Linked DNA regions of Homo sapiens: all the other regions are linked to region 1. A link is a contact called in ENCODE Hi-C or POLR2A ChIA-PET data. All regions are on one chromosome and are shown on one strand. Each heading gives the region's core, a stretch centred on a gene start or an enhancer-like site at or near the end of the contact. The rest is flanking DNA. Distances are from core to core; before and after follow the strand shown. Region 1 has its middle 68 kb from the start of POU2AF2. Region 2 has its middle 85 kb from the start of ARHGAP20. Region 3 has its middle 150 kb from the start of ARHGAP20.

What was found. A loop is a pair of places that touch in the nucleus more often than their neighbours do. ChIA-PET counts read pairs that join two places held with the same protein, here RNA polymerase II (POLR2A). Pooled maps may share reads with other maps.
Region 2: a pooled map shows a loop between it and region 1 (5-fold over the local background). The contact joins two enhancer-like sites. A Hi-C loop is called at or near these places in 1 of 37 single-sample maps with no recorded cell type and 3 of 50 pooled maps. POLR2A ChIA-PET finds 5 or more read pairs at or near these places in 1 of 52 experiments (WTC11).
Region 3: a loop to region 1 is called in a map with no recorded cell type, with 13 times the contacts of the local background. The contact joins two enhancer-like sites. A Hi-C loop is called at or near these places in 5 of 37 single-sample maps with no recorded cell type and 4 of 50 pooled maps.

Annotation. Positions count from the first base shown.
Region 1 is chr11:111,176,265-111,178,987 of GRCh38, reverse strand. No RefSeq gene overlaps it. Among named protein-coding and RNA genes, the nearest start is that of POU2AF2, 68 kb to the left of the region's middle. RefSeq lists an enhancer at 1,016-1,085. Within about 2 kb of position 1,372, at least 4 of the 41 ENCODE cell types and tissues checked have a DNase peak (open chromatin) inside an H3K27ac peak, as active enhancers do.
Region 2 is chr11:110,796,219-110,798,941 of GRCh38, reverse strand. No RefSeq gene overlaps it. Among named protein-coding and RNA genes, the nearest start is that of ARHGAP20, 85 kb to the right of the region's middle. Within about 2 kb of position 1,366, at least 2 of the 41 ENCODE cell types and tissues checked have a DNase peak (open chromatin) inside an H3K27ac peak, as active enhancers do.
Region 3 is chr11:110,857,204-110,859,926 of GRCh38, reverse strand. No RefSeq gene overlaps it. Among named protein-coding and RNA genes, the nearest start is that of ARHGAP20, 150 kb to the right of the region's middle. Within about 2 kb of position 1,331, at least 5 of the 41 ENCODE cell types and tissues checked have a DNase peak (open chromatin) inside an H3K27ac peak, as active enhancers do.

The DNA.
Region 1 (2,723 bases), core at 123-2,622:
CTCTCTGGATCTCCATTCAGAATTGTGGAAGGGGATCTGATGCTTGGGCTAGGTGTCCACTCTTGGTTCAGTTAGCTGTGGCTAAACAGATGGGTATAACTGCCCTGCTCACTGACTACTCGATAGGAATTCTTGATGCAGACTCTCTGAGAAAGGGCACTTGGGATGAGTAGAGGATGAGAGGGATTAATTCATGGAGAAAATGATTTGGGCGCCTTACGTTAGGTTGTTCTTGCATTGCTATAAAGGAATACCTGAGGCTGGGCAGTTTATAAGAAAAGAGGTTTAATTGGCTCATGGTTCTGCAGGATGTACTGGAAGCATAGCACCAGTATCAGCTCCTGGGGGGGCCTCAGGAAGCTTACAGTCATGACAGAAGGCAAAGGGGCAGCAGACATCTCACATGGCAAGACAGACAGCAAGAGAGGGGGCGGGGAGGGGTCACACACTTTTAAACAGCCAGATCTCCAGAACTCAACTCGCTATCTTGAGGACAGTGCCAAGAGGATGGTGCTAAATCATTCATGAGAAATCTGCCCCATGAGCAAATCACCTCCCGCCAGGTCCCACCTCCAACACTGGGGATCACAATTTAACATGAGATTTAAAGGGGAAAACATCCAAACTGTATCACACCTGTAATACAGCAGTGAACATTTTCCCTTGTATATATTGCTAGAATGCCCCTAAATATTAAAAGCAGATTTGTGGCTGGGCGCGGTGGCTCACACCTGTAATCCCAGCACTTTTGGAGGCTAAGACGGGCTGATCACGAGGTCAGGAGAGTGAGACCATCCTGGCCAACATGGTGAAACCCTATCTCTACTAAAAATACAAAAATTAGCTGGGTGTAGTGGTGCGTGCCTGTAGTCCCAGCTACTCAGGAGGCTGAGGCAGGAAAATTGCTTGAACCCAGGAGGCGGACGTTGCAGTGAGCTGAGATCTTACCACTGCACCCTAGCCTGGGTGACAGAGTGAGACTCCATCTCAAAAAAAAAAAAAAAAAAAAAAAAAGAGCAGGAGCAGGTTTGTGTGAATAGGGTTATACTAACATTAATACTCAAACACTGAGGCACAGAAAGGTTAAAACAATAGTCTAAAGTGACCGTGTTATGTAGTAGAGTCAGGATTAAAGCCTAGCACTCTGGCCCCAGAGCCTGTTATCTTAAGCATCTTGGACCAGGTGTGCAGGCAAGAATAAAAACAGGAAGAAGGGTTTGGTCCAGAGAAGGAGCCTATGAAGCAGGGAGGACTTGTGACCTGCTGTGGTTTGAATATACCCCCCAGATTTCATGTGTTGGAAACTTAATCCCCAACACAACAATGTTGAGAGATGGGAGCTTTAAGAACTGATTAAGTCATTAGCCCTAATTAGCCCTTATGGATGGATTAATGTTATTATTGAGGAAGTGGGCTTGTTATTGCAAGAGTAGATTTGTTATAAAGGGGAATTCAGCCTTCTCTTGCTGTCTCTTGTTTTTTTGCACTCTCTTCCCCTTTTGCTTTCCACCACAGGATGATGCAGCAGGAAGGCCCTCACCAGATTCAGGCCACTCACTCAACCTTGCACTTCCTAGCCTACAGACCTGTCAGAAATAAATTTCTTTTCTTTATAAATTACCACATATGTAATATTTTGTTACAGCAGCACACAATGGACTAAGACACCACCTCTCACTTATAACTTTCATATATACATACATATGTACATGCCCTTGTGTGTGCATGCACACACATACACCCACAGACACAATCTGAGCTTTTAATGATATTAAACACCTTCTCTCAAGTATTCTGGGCATCCCTTAAGGGTTCTTACTTGTGCCTGTGGGTCCAGGTTACTCTTATTTTGTCCTCTGTCATGCCAATTAGTGCCCCTTCTCTGGTTCCAGCTTTCTGCATGGGCCTCTGTCCCCAGTTATGCCCAGATCCCTCCTGATTCATCCAGGCCACCACTGCCATCAGCCCCTCCATGGAATGGGGAAGGAAAATGCTTTTTCTTCTGTGTTGCACTTAATTGGGGCAGGATGAACTGCAGTGGATCACATGGTCATAAGGCATTGCAGGGTTTGGTGGAACAGCTCTTTCCATTGTTACATAGGCTCCTTTCTCTCCAGGATCACACATGCCGCCCAGACAGCTAGATTTAACAAAGGCTTTAAGCATAGGTCACCACCTGAAACTCTCTCTTTGTGACCTGCCAGGACTTGTTGCTGATTTCCTCTGCTTGGTGAATTTTCTTTTCGGTTCCTTTCTTCACTGTGGTTTCCATTGCATCTTTGACTCCTACTCGATCATGAATATCTGAGATGTCCGAACCATAGTACTGGCTATTGTTCAAGCTTTTATTCCAATGAAGCTCCTAGTTTCCATGTAAACTAGTGATCGCAAATTGATACTTGATGTGTGTGTGTGCCAGCATGTGTGTGTGCATGTGTGTGTATGCATATGTGTGTGTGTGTGAGAATGCTATTACTAGTGCCACAAGATGGACCTGTACATGTCAATTCAGGCTTCAGAAATATATAACTTGCCAGATAGTGTCTTGGAGATGATTAGGACCTCTAGTTTCTTTATAGTTGGTGAGCAAATCTTTCATACACACCACAGTCCTTTACTGTCCCAAGATTCTTTAGGTCCAGCATTCTTAACCTGGATTTGTGGACCCCAAGTGGGTCCATAAGTGAATACTAGGGAGTCTGTGAGAAATTGCCTGCAAAATG
Region 2 (2,723 bases), core at 117-2,616, 380 kb after region 1:
CAGGTGACCTTGGCATTTCCTCTCCTGGCCACTCCAGTGCCTCTGGATCCCTCCATGCTGTTCATGGGATCACCATTTTTTTTGAGTTCTCATCCTTTTGGTTTTCAGACAGATTTCCACCCTTCTTGACGTCTCAGCAATATCTTTGACCTCTCCCCTCGTTTTATCCACCCTCAGCCAATCAGAGGCAACACCAGAACTCCCAATCTCTGCCCAACCCCCACTCCCAAATTCCTGCAGCAATCACCCTGTACTACTTCCCCTTGTAGGGGTGCCACTGAATCTTTCTTCTCTGTTATATGTAACAACGATGTCTTACTTAATTTTGCTTCCCCACAGCACCTGGCACAGGGCTTCTCACCCAGTTGGCACTGAGGAACATTTGTGGAATATTCATTGAATGAATTTTGGATGCAGTAGAACCATTTTAAAACAGTTTTATGTTCCTAAATTCCTACATGAATATTTTGCATTAAGAGCATAGGTTCTGGCGTCAGGCTGCCTGGATTCTAATCCTTGCTCTGCCACCTCCTACTTGTGTGATCTTATGCAAATCAACCTTGGTTTCCTCCTCTGTAAGATGGAAATGATGACAGCAACTACCTCATAGAGTTGCTGTAAATATTCATGGAGTTAACACATGTAAAGCTAAAAAGTGCTTAGAACAGTACTTGGCACACAAGCCTTTGATACGTGTTAGCTTTTGTTGTCGTTGCTGTTGTTGTTGTTCTTGAAACACAGTCTCTGACACCCAGGCTAGAGTGCAGTGGCACGATCTCGGTTCGCTGCGACCTTCACCTCCGGGTTCAAGCGTTTCTCCTGTCTCAGCCTCCCAAGTAGCTGGGACCACCGGCGTGCACCACCACGCCCAGCTGATTTTTTGTATTTTTAATAGAACAGGGTTTCACCATGTTGGCCAGGCTGGTCTCGAACTCCTGACTTCAAGTGATCCGCCCACCTCAGTCTCCCAAAGTGCTGGGATTACAGGCGTGAGCCACTGCACCCAGCCACTTGTTAGTTTTTATTTAATCTTCTCAACAAGCTTACTTGGTAGATACTATTGTTTCCATTTTCTAGATGAAGAAACTTAAGGTGCTTGGAAGACTAAAGTAATGTGTCCAGCCTCACAGAGCCAGTGCTCCACAACTGAAATTCCCACCAGGATCAACCCACTCAGGCCCAGGGCTACGGACTCCTCACTACATCATTGCACTGCACAAGGCAGTCACTAATGAATGCCCTGTGACTCAACATGACAGAAACAGTGGAGCAGACACCAGATAGGTGCAAACCCGTCAGCCAGAACTGCCCTGTGGTTTTACTCTCTGAGAATGGGGAAGCACAATGAGGGTAATTCCTCAAATCACACAGCCCTTTTGAGTCAGGCCTGGGAATCAATGTGGACTGAGTATTTGCTTCCCATGAGACTTCAGACCTGCCCCACCACCTCTCCGGCACCAGGAACACACTGTGCCTGGTGAGAGGGGATGTGGTTCATAACTGCCCCACTTAGGCCATATAAAGGGCCACATGGAAGCCACAGGGGAAAAATAAAATGAGGTTCTGCAATGCATCCCAAGGTAGCTTAATATTTAATAGTTTTAGAAGCAGAAGACTGGCTAAAACTCCATAGGCACCCAATAAACACCTGGGAGCTTGTCTCCTTAATAGAACTCTCCTGAACCTGACAACTGGCCAAATCATTGCCTTTAAGAGCCATCTCTGTCCCCCACCCCCACTATATTGGCCTCTGGGTTCAAGCGATTCTCCTGTCTCAGCCTCCCGAGTAGCTGGGACCACCTGCGTGCACCACCATGCCCAGCTAACTTTTTGTATTTTTAGTAGAGACAGGGTAGTAAGTAAGCCCTTAATCAAAAGGCCTTTGAAAGCAGAAGAAGCAATTTTCATTCCAGTATGAGATTTTAAGTTCTCCAACTCTTAAGGATTTGAAATGCGAAATTTCTTTATGTTAAGAAATTGTTTTTAAGAACATGTGCCTGGCATATCCCATGTCAGGGGAACATACCAGAGGAACTATAGAAATAATTCCTGATGCCAGTAAAAGCAAAAACAAATAAGCAACAGAACAGATGCTAGAGTGTGCTCAAGTTATTCAGTAGCTTGATGAGGTACTTTTTTCTCATATTGGGTTTTTTTGATTGCTGTTTTGCTTTGTTTTGTTTTGTTTTAAGGTAGTGTCTCGATACATTGCCCAGGTTGGTCTTGAACTCGTGGACCCAAGCGATCTTCCTACTTCAGCCTTCTGAATAGCTGAGACTACGAGTGCACACCACTCACCTGGCTCAGATTAGTTTTTAATCTTCTTGTCTTTTCTTTTCTTTCTGAAACTGGGTCTTGCTCTGTCACCCAGGTGCAGCGGCATGATCTTGGCTCACTGCAATCTCTGCATCCTGGGATCCAGTGATCCTCCCACCTCAGCCTCCAAGGTGTGCGCCACCACGCCCAGCTAATTTTTGTACTTTTTTGTAGAGACAGGGTCTTAACATGTTGCTCATGGCTGGTCTCGAATTTCTGGGCTCAAGGGATCCTCACACCTCAGCCTTCCAAAGTGCTGGGATTACAGGAGTGAGCCACCACGCCCGGCATGTCAGACACTTTAAGGTCATTATTTTTACTGTAATCCCTAATTAATAATTTCCTATTTTTTAAAGGCTTTCATTAATCATTGAATTATTTCATGTTTCAGATAGGTGTAAACCTAT
Region 3 (2,723 bases), core at 82-2,581, 320 kb after region 1:
AACATCTAGAGAACATTTATCTTAGTGGTACCAAAATGCTTCCATTCATTGTGTGGCCTGATTTTCTAACTGACTCTAAGCCGTTTACTCTCTTAGCCTCTGGGTTTTGTTTTGTTTTGTCTTTAATGAGGGAGGGGGAACAATTAATGAGATAATAATTATCACCATAAATGTCACTTGAGACAATAAGCTGTACTGTTTATGTGTGTCAGGCTCCTTAGAGGAGAGACACCCAAGAAGCTATTCGTTTAAGACCTTCCTCTTGGCAATTCAACAACTTCTTTTATTGGAGGCCATAAATACCCAGGTTGTATGTTTATATTCAACAGAAATCTTCTGGAGACAGTGTTTCCTAAAGCATTGCTCTTTGGCATGTTGTCGCCAGATATGTCAATAGGTATGCCTAGGAAAGGCCTCCATGGTTCAAGAGGTTTAGTGAATGCTGAAATCCATAACTTCTTAGTGATGTAAAATGCGTGTCAGCAATTAGAGGCTCTGAGAAGTCCTGCAAGAAAGAGAACTATTTGACTTTGAATAACCCAGCTGTTTCCAAACTTTTTTTTGAACACTTATTTTGTACCCTGTGGAACAGTGTCCCAGAGAACACAAGCTTATAAAATGCTGCTTAACTTAGTGGCCCCAATCGGTGGATCATAAATCTTGGTGATAAAGCATGGGGTGCGTGTGGTGGGAGAGTGGGGAGAAAGAATGCAGAACTAGAGATCCATGAAGCCATGTGTTTACCAAGCACTGTTTCTAGACTTAGTAAATAATATAGCTCATAAATACATGGGTGACTATTTTTCTAACATATGAAGATGTTATTATAATTTATTAGATATAAATCCATATAAAAGCACAACAAAAATTTTTAGTAGTTGTTTACTTCTTTTTGAGTCATCAGAAACTAAAATTATAACTATCATGTGGAAGATTTGTAAAGTGGTTTGATGTTAAATGGGTTTTTTGTGCTAAAGGAGAAAAAAAAAAGCAGAAATCATCCTCTTAACCCACAGGAGTGAATCTAATAGTTGGAAATTCAGGCATGGTGCCAGCAGATGGGGAAATTCTGAGAACACAAATTCTGGTTCTTCTCAAATCATAACATGCCGTGCCACCGGGTTACCCATGAGTAACCTGGGTGTGTAGGACCCAGTGCTGTGGATGGAGCTCTTCACATCTCCTTGAGGCCAGGGCTCTGTGGGGTGTTAGCACAGCATGCACAGCGAAACTGATGTTTCTGGATCCCAGCTGTATAAATGAGCTACAATGGCCAGATGTGACCGTCCTGACCCTGTTTGTGTGCAGCATGGACATGCAGCCTCCATGACTCCCCAGGGACCTTGCTGGCTCTGGGATTCTATGACAGCAGACTTCGGCAAGTTGCTCATCGAAAAGTCAGCAGAACTCCCATATAAAAGAAAAATTGTACTCACAGATGCCGCTGTCTCCAAAGAGAGGGCAAATGTGGGTCTATCTGATGAAAGCAAACTCAACAATGTCCTTAATCACAAGGATGATCAGCCTGGTCAGCTGAAAGGGTATGGCTAGCACGATCCAACCTCATCATTACTCTGGAATCATTACAACCCTGATGGTGAGATGATCATGGTGATTATCATAGCATGTAGTTATGCTACTAGCATATTATGTGGCTTGGATCATGTTTTCCCTAGTCCAGCTGATAGACAACATTTAATTTTGTTCTTGGTATAAAAAAAACCATCATTGGTCTGCAGCATTTGGTCTTTTGCAAGCACTCTGGATTAACTGAACTTTAAGAAACATTCACATTTAAATCATACCCCCTCACTCTGAGGTTGAGAATGCAAACTGACCAGGAACACAGCCAGATAAAGCGAGACTTGACTTCTGCTCTTCATGCTGGTGTCCACACCCTGCAGAGGTGGCTAAGCCAGCACACTAACTTCATCTGGGGAATGGAGGCCTGTCACAGGGAATCAGGAACTCTTGGACTCTCAGTTTTCTTAATGACTCAGTGATTGTTGACCTGGAGGAAATCCAGCCCAATAGAGCAACATTTTCTCTAATTCCTAATTTTATTCTTAGCTGCAAGTTTTCGACATTTTTACCTGGGACTCTGGCTCAGAATTATTTGATATCTTTCTTTGTCAGGTCATTTCGCCCCTTTATGTTTTTAAATTGCTCATTTTAGTTTAGTTTCAGGTGATTTTTCTATGCTGCATACTCCAAACCATGGTTCCACATTTTCACTTTTGAATCTTGTTTTAGGGTCCCTTGAGAAATATAACTTTAGATGTATGTGGCTAAGAGTGAAAAGATCAAGGAGTAAAAACAGAACTTTGCATGCTTTAGTGGATTTTAACTTCAAAATTCTTTCAGGAGGAGCACGGATGGCTATTCTTTCTTGGTTTTACCTAGTTTCCATTTTACTCATCTACCAAAAAAGATAATTAACATTTATAACTAAATGTCTTTGGCATGGAGCCAACTAACAATAAGATTGTCTACATAATATAAAGCACCCAGATTAGTACAATATAAACTGGAGAAGTTAAAGAAATGAAAGGAAGGAATTAGTCAATGATTCAAAATTCTTGGCTACATCTGTACAGTGCTAGGCATTTGGAAGGAAAGTGAGCATTCCGGTTAGAACTTAAGATATCTTCAAATATTTAGATTGATTGTAAACAAGTTTTTTAGTTTTAAGTGCTAGGTATTTAGTGGACAATAGTCTTTCA